Linked DNA regions of Homo sapiens: regions 1 and 3 are each linked to region 2. A link is a loop called in an ENCODE intact Hi-C map of the cell type or tissue named here. Cell type or tissue: Caco-2. All regions are shown on one strand. Each heading gives the region's core, and the rest is flanking DNA. Links, peaks and the distances in the headings are about the cores only.

Evidence for each region. Hi-C counts contacts between places; a loop is a spot of excess contacts. Peaks named below come from ENCODE experiments on the same cell type or tissue, not always from the same donor. Only the 100,000 strongest peaks of a DNase experiment are listed, where the experiment ranks them.
Region 1: a loop joins it to region 2, with 7 times the contacts of the local background. A loop is called at or near these places in 2 of 110 quality-filtered maps.
Region 3: a loop joins it to region 2, with 16 times the contacts of the local background. A loop is called at or near these places in 15 of 110 quality-filtered maps.

What each region holds. Positions count from the first base shown.
Region 1 is chrX:88,557,655-88,565,960 of GRCh38, forward strand. All of the region lies in intron 3 of LOC107985713 (a long non-coding RNA gene), which reads right to left. Among named protein-coding and RNA genes, the nearest start is that of CPXCR1, 190 kb to the right of the region's middle. In Caco-2, for the core only: no CTCF peak of the experiment used is centred there; a DNase peak (open chromatin) is centred at 3,267.
Region 2 is chrX:88,608,875-88,617,180 of GRCh38, forward strand. It overlaps LOC107985713 (a long non-coding RNA gene), which reads right to left and starts at 4,616. Exons shown (of 5, transcript XR_001755911.2): 1 at 4,474-4,616. In Caco-2, for the core only: a CTCF peak has its summit at 4,656 (motif pointing left); no DNase peak of the experiment used is centred there; H3K4me3 peaks cover 234 bases.
Region 3 is chrX:88,422,120-88,430,425 of GRCh38, forward strand. No RefSeq gene overlaps it. Among named protein-coding and RNA genes, the nearest start is that of CPXCR1, 320 kb to the right of the region's middle. In Caco-2, for the core only: no CTCF peak of the experiment used is centred there; no DNase peak of the experiment used is centred there.

The DNA of each region.
Region 1 (8,306 bases), core at 1,874-4,373, 52 kb before region 2:
CACTTTATGAAACACATTTAATCTTATTTTAAAAACATGTCATTTTTTTCTCCAACCAATGCTTTATTCATGGCATTAATTTTTCATTGGAACCCCAGTGATAAATGTGTAAGAATACATCTGCTAGAGCAGGCAGATAGGTAGACATGAGCATGAAAGGGAACCCTGGAGACCTGAAGCCCTGGAAACTTTGTCACACCAGCAAACAGTGCCCCACTAAAAAAATCAGAAAAAAAAAAAAGTCACATATGTAATTGTGGTTAGGATTATCTGGCCTTAAACTGGGACTTACTTACCTGGCCCTAGTAGGAAATAACTTCAGGCCCTAGTAGGAAATAATTTCAGTAGGAAAATTCAGTAGGCCTAGTAGGAAATAACTTACCTGGCCCTAGTAGTAAATAATTTCAGTAGGAAATACTGAGGACTTTCCTCAGTAGCGAGCATGTGCACTTCCACTTGCCTCACCTTAAAGGTAACCTTTTCTTCATTATAATAATTAAAACACACCCTGGTTGAGATTTAACATGCTAATAAGACATATGACATATGCACTTAGCATGTATGGTTATAGCACATGCACACCCAGGGGGCCACGCAAAACATGCATGCTAGCAACACCACGTCATGCCACTTCTATGAATAATTATTTAAGATTCATATAAAGAGGGTTCCCCAGTGTCAGTTGACACTCATTCTCGAGCAGCCTGCTCTGACTTGGCTTTCAGAGTGTACCGTCCCTTTAAATAAGTAAGTTTGCTGCTGCTTATCTATTACTGCATGTCTCTTGACTTAATTATTTCTTCCAAGAAGACAAGAATCTGTGAATCTGCCTTTGATTTGGAAGCCCCCACTTCCAGTTATCCTGCCTTTCTGGACCAAACCAATGTACGTTTTACATGTATGGATTGATGTCTCACAGTCTCCCTAAAAGGTATAAAACCAAGTTGTACTCTGACCACTTTGAGCACATGTTCTCAGGATCTCCTGAGGGCAGTGTCACAGGCCATCGCTCACTCATATTTGGCTCAGAATAAATCTGTTCAAATATTTTCAGAAAGTTACTTTTTACTGACATACAGGACAACAATAGTTAAAGGTAATTAAGGAGATATTCGCTTTTTTAAAAAATTTAAATTCTAATCTCCCATGTAACATGAAGTTTTGAAATTAATTTTATTTCTTGGTTGATAGTAGACATATTTTTATGTAGCCACATATAATTGTTATTTATAATGATTTTAAAAATGTGTTTCTGGGCCGGGCGCAGTGGCTCACTCCTGTAATCCCAGTACTTTGGGAGGCCAAGGCAGGCGGATCACGAGGTCAGGAGATTGAGACCAGCCTGACCAACATGGAGAAACCCCGTCTCTACTAAAAATACAAAATTAGCTGGGTGTGGTGGCGCATGCCTGTAATCCCAGCTACTCGGGAGGCTGAGGCAGGAGGATTGCTTGAACACGGGAGGCGGAGGTTGCCGTGAGCTGAGATCGCGCCATTGTACTCCAGCCTGGGCAACAAGAGCGAAACCCCATCTCAAAAGAAAAAAAAAAAAGTGTTTCTGAAACTGCAAATAAAATTAGCATTTGCTGTTTTCAGAAAAGAGAATCTTCTATTTCTTACCTCATAAACCTTCAATAAATGAGCACATAGCTTCGAAATTATCTATTTGAGGTAAAACAAAACTTATGAGAGGCCATTGTTTTGAGCTGAGCTCTTGCACTAGGCACCAACATTCCAGACCAAACCAAAATGGAGTGACCCATGCTAAGTGCAAACTAGTCAAACTGAAACTTTAAGGAAGCAGATGTATTATCAGGGAAGGGTATCCAAGTTACGGGTGGTGAATCTGTATGGGTATGCAGCAACCTCAATTCTTGCCTCCTCAGAAAAAAGATTTTGACTGAGGGGCATACAGCAGATAAAAGAGACTGAGGCAAGTTTTAGAGCAGGAGTGAACGTTTATGAAAAAGGTTTAGAACAGGAATTAAAATAAAGTATTATTGGAAGAGGGCCAAGTGGGCATCTTGGAGGACAAGTGCTCCATTTCACTTTGGACTTAGGGTTTTATATGCTGGCTTACTTCCAGCATCTTGCATCCCTTTTCCCTTCATTCTTCCCTTGAAGTGAGCTACCTGCATGTGTAGTGGCCTGCTAGCACTTGGGAGGTGAGTATGTGCAGTGTGTTTACTGGACTTGTACACATGCTCTCCCAAGGCATTCTTCCCTTTGCTGGTGGAATGCCCCTGAAACATCATATACCATTAAACTCTGCCATTTTGTCTCTTAATGCGCATGTCTGAGTCCACTCGCTCACCTCCTGAGATCTTATCCAGAAGCTGCTGATCACCAATTTCAGTTTTTTTTTTTTTCTATAGGGTGACTGCCTTTCCCTGGAACTGGCTGTGACAAATTATTATTTCAGAGAGACAATTAACAACCACCTGACCATCGCCTTATTGTCTGCTGACATTCTTGGTTGTGGATAGGCCCTCTCCTGCCCTGCTCATGCCTTACTAGCTACCTACTCTAACAAATGGATATCAAAAGTGACCTTTTTTTTTTCTTGAAGAAAAGAGATTCCAGTTTACCTCAGTCAATAATAAGAAAATTTCCTCTGCTTTATTCATTACAAAAAAGTAACCTGATGTTAACAAATTAGATTTCTTTTTCTTTGTTCTGTTTCCTTGCTCCCAATTTAAAGAATCCAGTGTTCTGCTATTGTCCATTGAGAGCTCTCATTCTATTTTTTTAGAATAAAGGCTGCCTTTATTCGTGAATCACAAACAAAAGCCAATTAGATCTATAACTACATTTGCTGTAATTTTGTTTTTCAACTTTGGTACCAGTATTTCTTTCCTATCTGCCCTTCCGGTTTATCCTAGAAAAATATAGTTTGTATTCCCTAGACAGTATAAATACAGCAAAACTAAAGCCATTTAAAATCCCTTTACAATTTCAAGGGCTTCTTTACACTTCTGTCAGATAAAGACAAACAGGTACTTAGATAGGAGGACACTTCAGTTAAAAAGAAAGACTATTCCAATGGGAGACTGCTCCAGATCTCAAAAACTCTGTGAACATTTCAAAATCAAGCAGAAAAGTGATTTTCCTTAATAGGGTAAAAAGGAGACAAGCAGAGATAAGCACGACCATTAGAGGAGAAGTTGGACAAACAAGGGAAAATAACCAATGCGTTCTGACAAAAACTGTCCTGCTATGCTCAGGAAAACCAGGGAAAGAGGTTACATTCCACTGTGTTTGTTTGTTTTTGTGCTTGTTCCGGCTTGCAAGTTAGCAGAGTTCAGGGTCCTAAAGATGAAAGAGAAGCCTAATCAAAGGTTGGTGACAAAGCACAGGGTAAAAAGCAGGCAATTGTAAATACTTGGTCACTTTGAAGGAAACGGTCAATTAAATTACATTTAGCAGTCTACAATTTGTAAACCACAGTCCTTAAGAAAAGTGGTCTTGAAACATCAGAAACTCAGCTTAGATTTACTGTTTTATTATTGATTGACCAATGCAATTGACTTAAATAATAATATTTAATTAATGTTTTATACTATTTAATTATCATCATCTATACACATTCACACAGAGTATGATAAAATGCAAAGTAAAATATATTTGCTGGTAGAAATAATTATGAGATTTAACAAAGGTGTGATCCTATTTGGTTAACTCCTCTGGCCTCATTTTCTTCATCACAAATCATTATAATCTATTTTATGTGAGGAATAAATTAAATAAAATGCCATATATAAAAATGCTGAGCATAGTGCCAGGCACATATTAAAAAACCAATAAATAGTGGTTGAATAAATGACTACTTGCTGATGAGAAGTATACTATATGAATGAAATTGGACTAGTTGTCTCCCTTAGCTTTTTTTTTTTTTTTCAGAGCAGGTGTGGAAGTTTATTAAAAAGCTTTAGAGCAGGAAAGAAAGGAAAGTGCACTTGGAAGACATCCAAGTGGGCAACTTGAAGAACAGTGCCTCCTTTAGCTTCTTAATGTTCTGAGGTGACTGTATTGCATGAGATTATCTCAAAAATTCTTAATTTCTAAATAAAAAAATTGTTAAATTATTTTTCTATGTATTGTCACTTACATTCATTAAACTGAAATTGCTTTAAAATTTACTTTTACTTAAGTATAGAACAAAACAGCTTCTAGAAGATATTGAGTTATAGAATCCCAATATATAGTGCTATCACATAAACAACCTAATATTCTATCTTTTGAAGTTTAAATGTTAGTATTTGCTACTTATTTTCTTTTGTAAGCAAATAGCATATTAACTTCAGACATACGTCTCATTTACAAACCTTGATTCTTAATCATGAGGTCTGAAAAAATCCTATTTGACAGAGATTTTTGACATTTCAATATCAGAAATTTATGATTTTTCTCTGTGGTGATTTCAGTCATAAGAAAACTCTTAAGTAAGCTAATAACAGTGCTATAAAGGTATTAATTAATTATTACAAAACAATAATACTTGTAAAATAGGTTACACATTTAATATTTCTTTAACTTATACTATAAACTTTATACCATTTGGTATAATAAGTTTTAATAACCACGATAAAACCAACATTCATATAACACCTACTAAAACGTAATTTAAGAAGTTAATTATCAGCAGGAAAAAAAGATAGGTTTCCCTTTAAAGTCCTTTGCATATTTGATTAAATCAACTGAATTATGGAAGGAATAGTAATTGAATAAGAGACTGCCTGAAAAGGCATTAATGAAAAGAAAAATGTATCTGCACCTGAAGTCCAAAAACTACAATTTTTAAAAAACCTAAAACATAAAATAAGTAACAGAGCCTCTGCTTTTTTTAAGGAGGATAAAATTGGTAAACTTTGAGCAACACTGATGGAGAAGAAAGAAATGTATATACCTCACTACGCATCCAACAGACACAGAAAAAAATATTAAAAGGATACTATAAACTCATTTGTTCACACATTTATGTGAATAAACTTAAAAATTTAGTTGAAATTGTCAAACGTAATTAGATTCAGAAAATATGATTACGTACAGAGTTTATTCGAGCACAAAACTTGAGGAAATGCACATTAAAACCATAATAAGATACAATCTTATACCATCACTCAGATGGCAATAATTAAAATGTCCGAAAACAACAAATGTTGGCAAGAGTTTAGATAAAAGGGAATGCTTATACACTGCTGGTGGGAAGGTAAATTAGTATAACCTTAATGGAAAACAGTATGGAGTTTTCTCAAAATAAAAATAGAACTGCCATTTGATTCAGTAATCCCAGTTCTGGGGTTATACCCAAAGCGAAATAAATCATTATATCAAAAGACACCCACACTCTTAGGTTTATTGCAGCACTATTCACAATAGCGAAGATATAAAACCAACCTAAGTGCCCATCAGTGGAAGATCGGAAAAAGAAAATGCGTTATACATGTATACCATGGAATACTACTTAGCCATTAAAAAAATGAAATCGTGTCTTTTGCAGCAACATGGATGGAATTGGAGACCATTATCCTAAGTGAAAAAACCCAGAAAAAGAAAATTAAACACAGTATGCTCTCACTTATAAGTGGGAGCCAAACAATTTGTATACATGGACATATGGAATAGAAAAATAGACACTGGAGTCTACAAAAGATGGGAGCATGAGAGGTGGGTGAGGGTTGAAAAATTATCTGTAGCATACAATGTTCACTATTCCGATGATGTGTACACCAGAAGCTTCACTACTATGCAGCATATACATGTAAGAAATCTGCACTTGTGCTATGTATATATATATGATAGAGTTTATTTGAGCACAAAGCTTGAGGATAAAAACCCAGGTAACACAGAATCCAAATAAATGGGGTCAGTGAAGAAGTTAAGGTTTTACGTATATAGGCAGACATATAAGAATTTAACAAGGTTGCAACAGTATCCACAGGAGTCCAATACATATATTACAGAAATTTGATTGATTACAGTTTGCTGCATTCTAAGGAAGATTGCTTTAACATTCCATAAAGAGGGGTAATAGACTTGAAGTGGATCTATCTAGCTCTGGCTTTTTGTAATCATCTACAGTACAAGAATAAAGAGAGGAATTAATGCATAATCGGAGAAGCAGAAATTGCAACTACATGCTAGGTGACTCAGGCCACTAAGTCACATTCCTTCAAAGCTCAGATAATTTAAAGTTCTAACAGCATTAAGTTTGAATTATTTAATTTCACAAAGTCTACACCTGGCAAGAGAAAACTTCCAGTAGCTAATACAAGAAAAAAATTAATGCGAAGGGTCATATGCCCATGAAAGAAATTGAATCTACTACAAAAAAATTTCAATAAACAAAATAGACTAGAGTGAACTCACCAGAGAATTCTTCCAACTTCCAAATATTAAAAAAAATGTCAATCTTAAATAAATTCTTCCAAAAAATTCAGGGTAAGCTTATCAGCTCTTTTTATAAAGTCAAAATAAGTTTGATAACAAAACTCAACTAGAATATAGCAAAGTATGAAAATCAGCTTTTTTATTCAAATAGTTGCCAAAATTCTAAATAAAATTTAGCTCCTCTAATACCTATATAAACTTGTTATATATAAATTGGGTCATGCATCATGATGAATATAATTTTTTTCAGAAATAATAAAGTTGTCTAACATTTAAAAAAAGGATGCCTTACTACATCATCAACAACCACAACAGAAAAACCAAATACATATCTCAATAGATGCAAAAATATTAGATAAAAGGAAACACTCATTTATGATATATGACTTTATGGGAACAAGAAATGGAAGAAAGCTTTCTTAACCCAGTAAAGCACTACTACAAACAAAATAGTAGGTAATATGTTGAAGACATATTGAAAGATTATCTCTTGAGATCCAGAAAAGGACAAACTTGCCCACTGTATCATTCATAGTAAAACAAGGAGAAAACATAAGTAAAATGAATAAAAATACAATAGGGCAAAGACTTTTAAATGGTTTTATTAGAAGATTATGTACTTCTGTGCATAGATAATTCATGAGATTCTATAGGAAAACTATTTGCATTCACAGGTAAATTTAGCAAGCTTGCTCCATAGAAGTGAATATAAATAAATTGTTTTTTAATATATGAGTAACAATTAAATAAAGCATACATTTTAAAAGAATATGACACCTTTTATAATAGCATCATAAAACATCAAACATTTCTGAATAAATTTAAAGAAATATATGCAAGCTTGCTACATTGAAAACTACAAAACATTTTTGAGATAAATCAAAGAAGACCATGGTAAGGGGCTTATCATCTATAGATTAGAAGTTTCAAAATCTTATTATTTTAATGACGCCAATCAGAGAAGATAACTAAGTTTACAAAAAATTTTACCATAAAGTGGGGACGGTTAAGAAGACCTAAATATGACAAAGTATCAATGTTCCAATTCCAGTTTTAAAATATTGATTTTAAATATACTGTAAAAAGTGTGTATTTATTTTTTAATCCTTAGAGGAACCACTGAAAATTATACAAAGTGATACAGTTAAAATTATATTAGATTAGATAAATTATAGTGGAATAAGAACAAATGTTTAAATAACCCCCAAAAACAGAGTACAAGGAAATATTGCAACAAAAATCACAAGAAACAAATAGAAAACAAATAATAAAATGGTATATCTAAATCTGAACATACCAATTATTACATTAGTGTAAATGTTTACACACAGGAATTTAAAGTCAGAGATTGTTAGAACAGATTTTTTAAATGACCCAAATTTTTTGCAGTATAAGTAATGACCACCCAAAGATATCAGGTTTGAATCCTTGGAATCTCTAAATGTTACTTTATAAGAGAAAGGTCCTTTGCAGATGTAATTAGGTTAAGAATCTTGAAGTAGGGGAGATTATCCTAGTTTATCAGTGTGGCCTTTAATTCAATCACAACTTTCCTTATAAGAGAGATGCAGAGAGAGATTAAACCACCACACACACAGAATAGGTGAAAGCAATGTGAAGGCAGAAATTGGAGCAGTGCAGCCACAAGCAAAGGAATGCAGGCAGCCACGAGACGTAGACAGGACAGGGAATATTCTCCTCTAGAGCCTCCAGAGTGTGATCCTGCCCACACCTTGATTTTTGCCCAGTGATACTGATGTTGAACATGAAGCCACCGGAACTGTTAGAGAATACATTTCTGTTGTTTTAAGCACCAAGTCCGTGGTAATTTATTAGGACATTCTGTTTTGTCAGTCCTATAATTTCAAGTGCTACTTTGACATCTTTGAGTTTCACAGGGTCCCAAAGTCCTAGCC
Region 2 (8,306 bases), core at 3,131-5,630:
AATAATTTTTGAAGCAAACAATACAAAAGTCAAATGCATCATGCTACCTGACTTCAAGCTATACTACAAGGCTACAGTAACCAAAACAGCATGCTACTGGTACCAAAACAGATATATAGACCAATGGAAAAGAACAGAGGCCTCAGAAATAACACCGCACATCTACAACCATCTTATCTTTGACAAATCTGACAAAAACAAGCAGTGGGGAAAAGATTCCCTATTTAATAAATGGTGTTGGGAAAACTGGCTAGCCATATGCAGAAAACTGAAACTGGACCCCTTCCTTATACCTTATACAAAAATTAACTCAAAATGGATTAAAGACTTAAAAGTAAGACCTGAAACCATAAAAACCCTATAAGAAAACCTAGGCAATACCATTCATGACACAGTCATGGACAAAGACTTCATGACTAAAACACTAAAAGCAATGGCAACAAAAGCCAAAATTGACAAATGGGATCTAATTAAACTAAAGAGCTTCTGCACATCAAAAGAAACTATCATCAGAGTGAACAGGCAACCTACAGAATGGGAGAAAATTTTTACAATCTATCCATCTGACAAAGGGCTAATATCCAGAATCTACAAGGAACCTAAAGAAATGTACAAGAAAAAAAAAACTCATCAAAAAGTGGGCAAAGGATATGAACAGACACTTTTCAAAACACGACATTTATGTGGCCAACAAACATATGAAAAAAAGCTCATCACTGGTCATTAGAGAAATGCAAGTCAAAACCACAATGAGATACCATCTCAGGCCAGTTACAATGGCAATCATTAAAAAGTCAGGAAACAACCGATGCTGGAAAGGGTGCAGAGAAATAGGAACACTTTTACACTGTTGGTGGGAGTGTAACTTAGTTCAATCATTGTGGATGACAGTGTGGCAATTCCTCAAAGATCCAGAACTGGAAATGCCATTTGACCCACCAATCCCATTACTGGGTATATACCCAAATGATTATAAATCATTCTACTATAAAGACACATGCACACGTATGTTTATTGCAGCACTATTCACAATAGCAAAGACTTGGAACCAACCCAAATGCCCATCAATGTTAGACTGGATAAAGAAAATGTGGCACATATACACTGTGGGATACTATGCAGCCATAAAAAAGGATGAGTTCATGTCCTTTGCAGGGACATGGATGAAGCTGGAAACCATCATTCTCAACAAACTAACACAGGAACAGAAAATCAAATACCACATATTCTCACTCATAAGTGGGAGTTGAACAATAAAAACATATGGGCACAGGGAGGGGAACATCTCACACTGGGGCCTGTTGGGGGGTGGGGGGCATGAGGAGGGATAGCATTAGGAGAAATACCAAATGTAGATGACAGTTTGATGGGTCCAGCAAACCACCATGGTACATTTATACTTATGTAACAAGCCTGCCTGTTCTGCACATGTATCCCAGAACTTGAAGTATCATTGATATACATATATATATATATATATATCAAAGCTATAGCAACCAAGACACCATGATATTGGCATAAAAACAGACCCACAGAGCAAAAGAAGAGAATAGAGAACACAGATATATACTACCCCAGCTGCAAAAAATCTCATCTTCGACACAGGTGCCAAGCACACACAATGGGAAAAGGACAGTTGTTTCAATAAATGTGTTGGAAAAATCGATTAACTATGCCAAAAAAAAAATTAGACTGCCATCTTTCACCACACACAAAAATAAAATAAAAATAAATTAGAAACTATAATCTACTACCTGAAACTAGGAAACTACTAGAAGAAAACATTGGGGAAACACTGTAGGAAATTGGTCTGGGCAAATTTTTTTGTGTGTAAGACCTGAAAGGCACAGGGTACCAAAGCAAAAATAGACAAATAAGATTACCTCAAGCTAAAAAGCTTTCACGCAACAAATGAAACAATCAAAAAAATGAAGACAATCCACAGAATTGAAGAAAACAGTTGCAAACCATTGATCTGACAAAGGATTAATAACCAGAATATATAAGTGGCTTAAACAGTTCAAGAGCAAAATAATAATAATAATTCAATTAAAAGATAAGCAAAAGGCCGTGTCTGGTGGCTCATGCCTGTAATCCCAGTACTTTGGGAGGCTGAGGCGGGTGGATAACCTGAGGTCAGGAGTTCAAGACCAGTCTGGCCAACATGGTGAAACCCCATCTCTACTGAAAATACAAAAATTAACTGGGCATGGTGGCAGGGGCCTGTAATCCCGGCTACTCAGGAGGCTAAGGCATGAGAATCTCTTGAACCCGGGTGACAAGAGCAAAACTTCATCTCAAAAAAAAAAAAAAGCAAAAGATCTGAATAGACTTTTCTCAGAAGTACATAAATGACAAACATGTGTATGAGAAATGCTAAAAATAACAAATCATCAGAGAAATGCAAATCAAAATCACAGTGAGACATCATCTCACTCCAGTTAAAATAGCTTTTATCAAAAACACAGGCAATAACTCACAAGAGTATTGAGAAAGGAAAACTCTTGTACATTGTTGCTGAGAATATAAATTAATACTGTGACTATGGAGAACATTATGGAGGTTTCTCAAAGAAGAAAAAATAGATCTACCACTAGGCATGGTGGTTGACACCTGTAATCCCAACACTTTGAGAGGCCAAGATAGGTGAATTGTTTGAGCCCAATGTCAAGATCAGCCTGGGCAATATGGTGAAACTCCATCTCCACAAAAAAATTAAAAAAATTAGCCCAGCATGGTGGCATGCACCTATAGTCCCAGCTACTAGGGAGGCTGAGGTGGGAGGATCACTGGAGCCCAGAAGGTAGAGGTCGCAGTGAGTCAAGATCACCCCAGTGTACTCCAACCCAGGTAACAGAGCAAGACACTGAAAAAAAAAAAGTGCTACCATATATTAAGCAATTCTACTACTGGGTATATATTCAAAAGAAAGGAAATCAGTACATCAAAGAGATGTCTGCATTTCCATGTTATTGCTGCATTATTTAGAATAGTTCAAAATATGGAATCAACATAAATGCTCACCAATGAATAAGTGGATAAAGACAATATGGCATATATGCATAACAAAATATTATTCAGCCATAAAAAGAATGAAATCCTGTCATTTTAAGGAACACAGATGGAACTGGAGATCACTATATTAAGTGAAATAAGTCAGGCACAGAAAGACAAATATCACATTTTCTCACTCATATGATGGAGCTAAAATAGTGAATCTCATGAAAATGAAGAGTAGATTAATGGTTATCAAAGGCGGAAATGAAAGAAACAAAGAAGATTTTATATTTATAATAAGTACATAAGCATATATTACCACTAAACTTCGCATTTCAAAACAGCAAAATAATAAATTATATATGTATTTTTCACTTCAATAAAAAAAGAAACAAAAATGTAAAAAGCATGGAATTGTAATAAAACACACATATGTCAATGAAACAGAATTGAGAAACCAATTATAAATTCACATATTTATAGCTAACTGATTTTCAAAAAAGGAGTCAAGAACATACATTAGGAAAATGCCACTCTTTTCAGTAAATAGTTTTAGACAAACTGGATATCGACATGTAGAAGAATAAATCTAAATTTCCATCTTTTACCATATATAATAAACAACTCAAAATGCATTAAAAACTTAGATGTAAGACACAAATTATAAAAGAATAAAACATAGGGGAAATGCCTTAGAACATTGTTCTAGGTACAGATTTTATGAGTAATACTTCAAAAGTGAAGGCATTAAGAAAAATAGAGAAATGAGATTATGTCAAACAAAAAAGCTCCTGAACAGCAAAGGAAACAATCAGCAGTGGAAAGAGACAACCTGAAGAATAGGAGAAAATATTTGCAAACTATTCATTCACAAGGCGTTAATGTCCAGAATATATAAGGAACTCAAACAACTGAACAGAAAAAAAAATCTATTACAAAATTTTGGCAAATAGACATTTTTCAAAGAATAAATACAAATGACCAAGTACATAAAAAAATTTTCAACACTGACTTTCAGTTTCAAAATGGCAGCATAGCAGAAAGCTGGCCTCACCACCCCCATAGAAAACTAAAAACAAACATATAGTGCCAAGATTCTCTCCAGCAATAGCCCAGACCTCACACAGGAAGATGTGACAGTTCCCAGGACGGCAGGAAAGTCAAGAAACCTTAGAGCATATGTAAGAGATTCAGACTTCCACATCTGTGATGACCGTTCCTCCAATCTTCCCACCACCAAACACATAAAAATCTTCCTTAGGACTAATGGTCTCTACACTGGAAAAAGTGGGATCAAGAGGGGGCACCACCATCCTGACGATCTCAGCTTCACTGACAAAAAAACACATTCCTGCCTCAACCCACGGGAAGCATTGGGAGTGCCTGAAGGGAGAAATATTCCTGAAGACAGTGAGAGACAAATGGAGAAGGAAGGACAACCATTCCTAGCCCTGAAAACTCTGCTTTGTAACTCACCCAAAGGAGACATCAATTCAGAGCAACTGTTCAGTATCACCACATTTTAGAAGTTTTATCCCATAGTTCCCATGGGTACAAACCCCTAATTAGCTTTCCCACACTACTGGGATATTTCTCCTGTTACATCCCTCATTCTGGATGAAAGACATTCTGTTTACTAGAACTGCAGCAAACCTGGGCTTAAGGCTCCATCTAGTGCCCTAATGAAGGCATCAACCTAGCAGAAAAAAAAAAAAAAAGAAAAGTAAAGAAAGGAAAAGAAAAGAAGAAAAATCAATAGGCAAATTATAAAAAATCTCTAAGCAAACATATCTAACAACAACAACAAAAACAAGCCAAGCAGAGAAAACTGGAATAAATAATTAATATTTCAATGCAAAGAAATAGACATACTGCCACACAAACAACAGCAAAGGGAATTATGACATTCTCATATGTACAAAGCAAGAAACTAGTGACTGACCCTAATGAGATGGTGATTTGTTAACTCTCTAAGAATTTAAAATAGCAATTTAAAGAAATAGTGTTTTCCAAGATAACATAAAAAATCAATCAGGAATTAATCATAGAAACTTTGCAAATGAAATAATAAGACAATATCAAGCATAAACTGTGGAACTGAGATATACATTCACTTAACTGAAAAATTTATTAGAGGCCTTCAACAGCAGAATAGATCAAACATAGAAAATAATCAGGGAGATCAAAGACAGGCTATTTGAAAATACAGTCAGGAGAAAAATAAAAATAAATGAAGATAAAGTAAAATATAGAAAAATATCTCAAAAAACCAGCTCTAAGAATTATTGGTGTTCAAAGGGGAGCTAAGCAAGAGCAAGGTACAAAGCTTATCAGAAGAAATAATAGCATAAAATTTTCCAAAACTTAAGAAAGAGATAAATATCTAGGTACGGGAAGGTCAGAGAACACCAAAATAATTAAAGTCAAATAAGAGTACTCCAAGGCATATAATAATCAAATTCTCAAATGTCAAGCACAAAGAGAGGATCCTATAAGCATCAATATAAAATAAGAAAATAACATATAAAAGAGCTTCGATTCATCTAACAGACTTAACAAAAACCATTCAGGCCAGAAGGGTGTATGATGACATTTTCAAACTGCAACAAACAAACAAACAAAACCACTGTCATCCAACAATATTGTACCCAGGAAAGCTATTCTTCTTTTTTTTCTTTCTTTTCTTTTCTTTTTTTTTTTCTGAGATGGAGTCTCGCTCTGGTGAGCAGGCTGGAGTGCAGTGGCGCGATCTCAGCTCACTGCAACCTCTGCCTCCCGGATTCAAGCAATTCCCTGCCTCAGCCTCCCGAGTAGCTGGGATTACAGGCCTCCACCATCACGCCCAGCTAATTTTTATATTTTTAGTAGAGATGGGGTTTCACCATCTTGGCCAGGCTGGTCTTGAATTCCTGACCTCGTGATCTACCCATCTTGGCCTCCCAAAATGCTGGGATTACAGATGTGAGCCACAGCGCCCAGCCAGCTAGTCTTCAAATATGAAGAAGAGATAAAGTATTTCCCAGATAAAAGCTGAGATAATTCACCACCACCTGTCATGTATTATAAGAAATGCTAAAAGGAGTTTTTCATCCTGAAAGAAAAAGATACTAATGTGCAAAAACAAAACATTTGAAAGTATAAAACCCACTGGCAATTCTAAGTATACGGATAAACCCAGACTACTCTAATACTGTAATTTTGGTGTGTGATCCACTCATAACTTTATTATAAAGCCCAAAGGACAAATTTATCAAAAACAATAATAACCTCAGCAACCTGTTAAGAGACAGGCAATATAAAAATATGAAAATTGAGACAACTTAAGTCTAAATGTGAAAAATGGAATTAAAGTGTAGAGTTGTTTTTTTGTTGTTGTTTTCTTGGTTTGTTTCTTTTTTTTATTTGTGAGCTAAGACAAGTTGTCATCTTTTAAAAATAAAAGAATGAAAGAAAGAGAAATAAAGCAACAAAATGGCAGTAGTAAGTCCTTACTTATCAATACTGTCACTGAATGTAAATTGAATCAATTTTTCAATTAAAAGGCACAAAGTGGCTGAATGGATAAATCAGACCCAATATCCACCTCATCTATAAAGGCACATAGACCGAAAGTGATGGAGTGTTAAAAGATATTCTATGCAACTAGAAACTTAAAAAGAGCAGGAGTAGCTACACTTATTTTAGACAAAATAGGATACAAATCCGAGACTGTAAAAAGAGACAAAGAAGGTCACCACATAATAAAGAAGCCAATTCAGTGAGAGGATATAACAATTGTAAATATCTATACACTTAAGCATATAAAGCAAACGTTAATAGATTTAAAGGGAAAGATAGTCTGCAATACAATAATGGCAGGGGACATCAACAACTCAATCTCAGGAATGGACAAATTATCCAGACAGAAAGTTAACAAAGAAACATCAGTTAAACTACACACTAAACCAAATAGACATAGATAGTTTCAGAACATTTCACCTCGCTGCTGCATTACACACATTGTTTTCATCAGCACATGGAACATTCTCTAAAATAGACCATATCTTAGGCCACAAAACAAGTCTCGACAAATTCAAAAAAGTAGAAATTAAATCAAGTGTATTTTCTGATCATAGTGGAAGAAAACTAGAAATCAATAATGAGGAAACTCAGAAATACATAAACACATGAAAATTAAACAACATGCTCTTTATGAATGAGCCAGTAAAAAAAAAAAAAATGAAGAAGGAAATTTAAGAAAATCTTTTGAAAGAAATGAAAAAAAAAAAGCCTACCACATACCAAAATCTATGGGATATGGAAAAAGCAGTACGAAGAGGGAAGATTATGGCAATAAATGCTTATATACAAAAGTGGAAGGACTTCAAATAAACAACCAAATGATGCACCTCAAGGAAGTAGAAAAGTAAGAACAAACTCAAAATTAATAGAAAAAAAGATAATAAATATTAGAGCAGAAATAAAATTTTGACAAAAAATACAGATCAATGATATGAAAAGTTGCTTTCTAAGGATAAAATCTATGAACCTTTAGCTAGACTTAGAAAAAAGAGGGAAGACCCTACCTAACATATAAAAATCACCAATAAAAAAGAAGCTATGACATTTGGGAGCGCAGAAATACAAAGAAACTTTAGAGACAATTACAAACAATTATATGCCAACAAATTGAAAATCCTAGAAGGAATGGATAAATTCCTGGACTCCTATAGCCTACCAAGATTGAACCATGAAAACCTCAACAAACCAATAATGAGTAATGGGGTTGATGCCATAATAAAGATTCTCCCATCAAAAATGTTTAAAGATCCAAGAATTGACAGCTATACTCTTACATTCTCCAAAACTTTTGAAGAAGAAATAGTCACAATTCTACTCTAGCTCATCAAAAATTTGAAGAAGGAAAAGGTCTAAACTCATTCCAAAAGGCTACCATTATCTTGATACAATAACCAGAGAAAGACATAAGAGATGAACATATGCATAATTCCTCAACAAAATACTAGCAAACCAAATTCAACAAATTAAAAAGATAATTTGCCAAGATCCAGTAGGATTCATCCTAGTGACTTCAGGATGATTCAACACATGCAAATTAGTAAATGGGATATATTATGTTAATAGAACTAAAGAAAAAAACCCTATGATTATTTCAATACATGCTCAAAAATTATTCAATGAAATTCAGCATTCTATTATGATTAAAACCCTCAATGAACTAAGTCTTAAAAAAAAAAAAAAACCTCAAAATAACAAGAATCAGATATGGCAAACCCACACCCAACATCATACAAAACAGAAAAAAATTG
Region 3 (8,306 bases), core at 1,874-4,373, 190 kb before region 2:
ACAGACCAAGCCTGGAGACCCAGATGCAAAATTCCAGATACAACCTCAAGGCAGCTAATCAACATCCCAACCACTGTAGAGGTGATGCCAGCCTGCACTCAAGGTGGACTGAAACCCAAGATAGCCACTGAAACAAAAAATACAAACCTTGTACCCAGCACAACTCCTGCATGCCTCTCATATCAAGTCCTCGCTTTTTAAAATCCTGCCTTCTCACCAGAAATTTGAAGTGGCTACTTTGGATGGGAATCTGGCCACTTCCCCATTACTAGTTTTGGCTAATAAAGTCACTTCCTTTCCACCATACCTCACTCTTGTCATTGGACTCCCCAAGTGGTAAGCAGCTGGACCTCTGTTTTGTTACAGCTACTTAGTGTTGAAGCCTATCAAATTAAGGAAACATTATTAATATTAGAAAATATTTATTTAAGACATGTTCTCACAGCTTATTTTTTTGCTTTTGGAATAAAGGGAATTAGTGATATGTAGTGGTCATGGTGCTATGGTCATCTCTGAGATTGATAAAGATTAAGGTGTTTGATATTACAATGCCCAGTATTGGTAAGATGTGAGAAAACAAATACTCTCAAACACTGTTAGTGGGAGTATATATATTTTGGGGAGGGCCATTTCATGGCAATAATCATTACTAATACACATACACTGAGCTATAATAATTCCACTAGAGATTCATCATACGGATATTCTCCCATAAGGTGGCCAAGGAGATAGATTTATATGTATGTATGTATGTATAGTGTGCGTGTATTTGTTTTTGTGTGTATACTTGTTTATCCATGGAAAATATTTATATACATACATAAAGATAAGAAATGGGTTGTGGAGGAGACTTGCTCTCTTTCTGTGTAATTAAGCATACATTTTTAAACAATGTAATAACCTTTAGTGAAAATATAAAGCAACTTTCAAAAGTATTTTTAGAAAAAGAATATCTAATGTGAGTCCGTGAAACATTTTAAATAACAATAAATCCTTGAAAAACTGATAGAAAAAAAATCAATGTAAACGGCATGCCATATTTCTCCTTAAAAATATTTACCTACTTATATGCATGCATACTTTACTAGAACTGGAAATTTGCTTTCAGCACTGAAATGTCTATAAAGAAATGGGCATTGTTAGAAGTATTATTAAATCATTTTTAATTTGTAATATTTGTAATGAGGTAACTGCCTGCTTTTTCAATGTTAATTCAATATTAACTCAAGATATGTCTCTTTATTTTATTTATTTATTTTGAAATTTTATAGAGATGAGGTTCCTCTATGCTGCCCAGGTTAGTCTTGAATTCTTGGGCTTAATTGATCTGTCTACCTCAGCCTCCTAAAGTGTTAGAATTACAGGCATAAGCCACCACACCCAGCCATGATATGCTATTTAGAAAAATGTAAATTTCTTATTGATTTTTATTTTCATTGTGGCCACTAAAATGCTATTTATTTCAACAGATCTACTAACATTTTAGTAAGTCATGTTCTTATTTCATTCTGATTTATGTATATTTTTTCTTTACAAATTTTCAAGCAATTGGCGTTTATGATTTTACCTAATGAAACTCTGATTTTTCATGAAAATGGTCAAGCAGTATTTAGTATGTCTATGACTGTAAAAAATAAACCCCACATCCTAAAAGTCTCAAAACATACTTATCATCATAGTTATAGCAGTAATATAAAACCTCAGAAAACGATAGTGTCTTCTCCATAAAGAGATCAATCTAATACTTTAATTCATCAAGTCTATATCCTAAGATTTATGCATTTGGTTGGGGGAATGGGGTTGGCTATTAAATATACACCCAAATTTTACAGAAAGGAAATTTGCATATGTCCTGTATGTCCATAGTCTCAAAAAACATTATTATCCTGTCATAAAGAAAAATAAAATTAAACAACTTAAAAACCCAGAAGGTTCACAGCAAGACAAATTCTCATTGTTAATAATATAAATCCTGAATATTCATATCTTATATAACATTGATAATATAAAGGTTTAGGTCTCTCCAGGGTTAAAACTTTATAGCTCACTCTATTGTTAAGAAAAAGAGGAAATGAAAATCATCTTTCACACTAAAGTCAGATTTGTACCACACCTTTAAGATAAGAACAAAGGATCAGTTAAAAGAGGGAAGTGTTCTAAATATCTTTCTCAAAAAAATTAAAATACATGGATTCCTTCTCTCATTCTTTTATCTGAATTTTTCCCATAAACAAGGAGACAGGAGACTTGACCAGAGCAAGGAAGCTGCTGGGAGCTAGTGGTCTGTGGGTGACAAAGGGAAACATGGCAGGGTGTGGGGTAGGGATTGAATTCTCCAGCCTAGTTCTTCCCTTTGCCTTTAGCCTACTCTACTATGGGGCTGTACCAAAATGCAGAAAACTGTCATCCCTCATCTCTTCATTGTTCAGTAGTCTTATATCTTTCTTCTTCCTCTTCTTGTCTTCCATTTAGAAAATTTTTTTTGGAGGGGGCATTGTAAGAATTGTCCTTTCATAATCAAGAAAACTGCAGTTTACAACCCAGTTCTTAGCAAGGAAAAATGCACACATCCCCCTGGAAAGCCATGGACGCGTACACACCCTGGCAGGGGCAGGGGGCAGGATTGGCAGGGGCTTTGGCGGGGGTTGGCCAGAGACGGACAGACAGATAGAAACAAATTATACCAAGAGTACTCAGATATTAAGAGGAAATTGAGAAGGCTATGAGGAGATACCAAGATGTCAACTTTCTAAAGTGGCAAAATCTTTCCAGAGCATTTTTATGGGCCCCCTCTTCCTATGTTATTCTACAATACAAGGACGAAATGCTTTCTTCTCAGCCCACTCCAATGCCAATCGCAGTCACATATCATCTCCTCACCATCCTGAGCCATTATTTTGCATGTTGACAATAATAGTCCTGAGGTGCAATGGGAGAAAGTTGAGTCCTGAAGTTTTATCAGAAATGAACAAACAAAAACTAAGGGCTATGAATCAAACATCACAGATGAGAGGTTGCCTATTTTTCCACGAAACACTGACAAGCACCTCAGGAGAGGTATAAAATCATTGTGTAAAATCATTTGCACAGTACTGATGTGGCTGAGATTATCTCTGTATCTTCTAATAGTGATCAGCATCACTTAGAAGAAAAAGGAACTGATGAATTAGCAGCACTTTCCTACCCTTATTTGAAATTTGAACCAGGTTCTGTTGAAATTTGGGGTTGAAGAAATCCTTTTCTTTAAAGCTCATTGCCCTTAAGCTGTTTTAGCTTCTTCCACCAGGTCTCACCTTTTTCTTTGTTATTTATGGTTATTTCAGACACCCTAACCCCTGCCACCAACTCATTTGGATTAGGAGCTTACTGGTTTAGTATTTAGTGCTTTGAGGCTAATTGACAACTAAAATCACTGGTCCCAGGAACCCACCAACACTGTAATTGTCACGTTCAAGACCCACATTGCAGGGAATTCATTGCCTTTCTAAATAATTTTTTCCCTGTCTTCAAATGTTCCATAATGCCAACATTTCAAATGTTTTCTTTCAACTGCATTTTATCTATGTATCAGATATCAAACATTGGCTATATTTTAAAGTTCAACTCTAATAGTGAGCATTTTCTCCTCTAAAATGTAGATACAGAATATAACTCAGAAGGCATGGACTCTAGTTACAAAAAAAATCATCCACAACTTATTTAAAATTACACGCTTGTCAAATATGTCAGAACCCAATTCAATTTCTCTTCCATTTAAGCCGTTTGAAAAGGGCAAATATAAAATGTTTAATTCAAGATGAATTCAGGGCACTGCAAACTGTCAGCAGATGGAGCCATTTTGCAACATACTCTCACAATTTTTTCAACGAGGAAAGCAGACTAAGAAATTGTTTAATATTTTAACTACATTCTTGTTTCATAAGAGGATGATTAAAATTCCCCGTAAAAAGTTTGCTTATCTATTATTTAGAATACTGTTTATTACATGTTTCCTCCCAAGTGTTTGCCATAAATATGCTAACATAAAAACTTACTTCTAATCATAATAGTGGTTTGAGACAAATAATTGGGAAATTTAAGTTTGAAAACAAAATGGTGTATAGTATCCATGCAATGAAAAAGCACATATATCTAGTTCTACTCACACACACAATATCACACAAGGAAGAGATTCTCCTTTTACAATAATTCCTACAATAAACTCAAGCATGTTTCTCTTTTGATTTTGGACTATATGAAGTTTCCATTTTGATTTTCAAAAAGTGAAACCTTTTGGGCCGGGCGCGGTGGCTCACCCCTGTAATCCCAGCACTTTGGGAGGCCCAGGCGGGCAGATCACGAGGTCAGGAGATTGAGACCATCCTGGTTAAGACGGTGAAACCCCGTCTCTACTAAAAATACTAAAAAATTAGCCGAGAGTCATGTCGGGAGCCTGTAGTCCCAGCTTCTCGGGAGGCTGAGGCAGGAGAATGGCGTGAACCTGGGAGGCGGAGCTTGCAGTGAGCGGAGATCACGCCACTGCACTCCAGCCTGGGTGACAGAGTGAGACTCCATCTCAAAAAAAAAAAAAAAAAAAAAAAGTAAAACCTTTTGAAAATCAAAGTTGCTGAATTAAAGAACTAGGAAGAGCAGTTAGAAAGTATTCTCAGTGTCTAACATTAGCTTTTCACCTAATAGGCATACTTTTTCATAGGTGGGGAAATAAGAAAGATGCTTGCCTAAAAGGTAACTTTGATTTTAATTTCAAATTTCTTCAACCCTTTAGAAATTTTCAACCTTGACTGTGTTTCAACTTTCAGCTCTGTATCACCAGTCAACTCCACAGTGTAATTGTTTAAACTGGCCAGAGTAATTGTTTCATGCTGATTGATTATATTCTTCATCATTTATTGATTCCTCAGCATACTCTACAGAGCAGTTATTTTGCACTTTCCAGTCTTTTCTTAAATCCTTTATTTTATCTTTAATTGGGGGAGAAATCCCACCATGTATTTTATAGAAAAGTAGAATATTAACATTGATTACTACTGTAAGCATAGCCCTCTGCTTAATACTTGCATCATTCATTCATTTAAATGCCTACTATGTGACAGGCTCTGTGTTTTACATCTGCTTTTTCAATTACATTGCACAAAAAAGTCCACTGAATATATACTTCCATATTCTCCATCTTGCAAATGAGAAAACTAAATCTTAAAGAGGTTATTTGCCCAAAATCAAATGGATTAAGAGTAGAAAGCAAAAGGGATGTGGGAAATAGAGGTAAGCACTCTGCTTCATGCAGACATTCGGAGATCCAGGCCCTGCCAGCTTCAATCCTTAACTCTCAAGATCACCAAAAGCGTCAAAATCCAGCTGTCAGATAAGGGAATGGAGAAATTATAGATTTGTGGACTATGTTTGGAAGTGGCTTATATTACTTCCGTCTGTGTTCTTCAGGCCAGAACTCAGTCACTAGGCCACATCTAACTGCAATGGAGGGTGGAAAATTTAGTATACCTTTGTACTTAGGAGGAAAGAGAAGCTGCTACAGAGTGCTCCCCAAAGTTCAGCCCAGTGCCCCTCAGGAGCTGTAGCCATGGCTCAAGTGGGTCCAGGTGTATCTCATGCCACTACTCTGCATGGCTAGAGCTACTGCGAAAAACTCCTCTAAGAGCAAAGCCATGGAACCAAAGCCACCGGAAAGAGTCTCCACTGGGGCAATGTCTAGTGGAGCCATGAAAGTGGAGCCACCCCCATAGCCTTAGAACTATAGAGTTACCAGTATGCAACACCAGCCTGAGAGAGCTGCAGGAAAAAGACTCCAACTTGTGAGAGTTGCTGCATGGGCTGCTCCCAGCAAGGCTATATTGGCAATGCAGCCTGAGGACTAGAGTACCCAACACCTCTCCCAATGTGTCTACGAGGTGGCACATGGAATGAGAGATTATTCTGGAGTCTTAAGTTTTAATGTTGTCTGCTCTGTTGGGTTTTGGGCTTTCTTGGGGCCTGTTATCCCTGTCTTCTTGCCAATTTATCCCTTTTGGAATGAGAATATCTATCCTATGCCTGTTGCAACATTATATTTTGGAAGCAAGTACCTTCTTTTTTTTTTTTTTGTGACAGAGTTTTGCTCTTGTTCTCCAGGATGGAGTGCAATGGCATGATCACAGCTCACCGCAACCTCTGCCTCTCGGGTTCAAGTGATTCTCCTGCCTCAGCCTCCCGAGTAACTGGGATTACAGGCATGCGCCACTATGCCTGACTGATTTTTTATTTTTACTAGAGAGGGGGTTTCTCCATGTTGGTCAGGCTGGTCTCGAACTCCTGACCTCAGATGATCCTCCCGCCCTGGCCTCCCAAAGTGTTTGGGTTACAGGCATGAGCTACTGTGCCTGGCCACAAAAAAGTAACTTCTTTTGATTTCATAACAAAAAAGTAACAAAAAAGTAACTTCTTTTGATTTCATAGGCTCACAACTGGAGGGACATTTGCTTCAGGATGAATTATGTCTTGAGTCTCACTGATATCTGATTTGGATAAGACCCTGGACTTTAGAGTTGATGCTGAAATGAGTTAAGACTTCTGAGGCTATTGGACTGGAATGGATGCATTTTGCATGTAAGGAGGACTTGAATTTTAGGGGCTAGGGTTGCAATGCCATTGTTTGAATGTGTCTCCACAATTTCAGGTGCTGGAAATTTAATCCCCAACACAACAGTGCTGAGAGATGGGACCTTTAAAAGGTGATTAGGTCACGAGGGCAGAGCCCTCATAAATGGATCAATGTCATTATCACAAGAGTGAGTTTGCTCTAAAATTGAGTCTGGCCCCATCTTGCCCTCTCTTTTGCATTATGTTGTGCATGCCTTCTTGCCATATGAAGCCTTCTTCCATGTTATGATGCAGCAAAGGCCCTCACAAGATGCAGCCTCTTGATCCTGGACTTCTCAGCAGCCAGAACTGTGAGTCAAATAAATTTAAGTTCATTATACTCAGTCTGCAGTGTTCTTTTATAGTAGCACAAAATGGATTAAGACAGTGACAAATTTGGAATAGAAGCTAAATTTGCCTAGATGCAGTATCTAAGCTATTAATCATTATGGTTTGCTTCTTCTCTAGAATGTCAAGAAACAAATTCTACACTAGTGTCATCTAATATGTTACAATCCCAGCATATATGAAGACTTCAACATCATTTTAAAAGAGAAGAATTTCTGTTTCCATGCAAAATGTCAAAGCATATATTCAAGGAATTATAAATGTTTTAAATCTTTCTTATGGAACATTATTGTGGCTGGAGACACAATGAGGTTATTATTCATTGATTCCATCAATATCCTCATTGATGCTACAGCTTCTCTTAAACTCAGGCTAGTAACTATGCCTTCTTCTTTTACCACATACAATTGTTTCTCTTTATATAGGGTTTAGGGTGTTGATGCTACAGCCTTAGAGCTAACAACACATTTACAAATTATTCTATGGGGGAAAAAAGTCTTATGTGAATGGTTTATATATCATCAAACTCAAAAACACTGTTGCTTTTCCTTGCTTATCTGTAAAAATCCTAATATAACAAGATATTCATAATGAAGTACAGATTGAATTACTGCACTCATGACAGTGATCTCAGGTTGTTTAATCAAATATTAAAATCTATGCTTTCTATTACAAATGACAAAATAAGGACACAAAGCTTAAGTGTAATACACGGGGAAATAAATTAAAAAGAAACACAAAATTTTAAAATAATTGGAAGGAATAGCACACTGACATTTAAATTTCCTGAAAAAAAATGTGTATGGTTAATAATGAAAAAAGATGTTATTCAAGGCACCTAACTCTTATATCTTTTAATACTCTACCAATTAATATGTGCTATGCATTTTACTAGGAACTCAAAAATGTATTTATAGGTGGATTAGCTACAACAGCAAGCAGAGGCAATGGGTGCCTCTATCATCTAAGTGCTAGAAAGCAGAGTTTCTCATCTTGTAGTGCATATGTAGGCCACCTGTTTATCTCCAGGTGTTGTTTGGGCTGATGCTGTTTTCTTATGTATTTTTGCACTGCTGATTTGAATCTGCAATAAAAAGAAAAAAGGCACCTTTAATATATCCAAAGTAATGTTTAACTTATGTGAAAATAGCAAAATTCTTTTTTTATTATTTTTCTTTTTGTTTCATGTTATTTTGCTGTTATTGTCTTGTTTTGTTTTGACGAGAACCATCAGCAAAACAAGTGCTCTTATAGAAATTTGGTTTATTTAATTCTTATTAGGGGCTCTGTAGTCCAAAGACATGTAAAAAGTATTCTCTATGTTT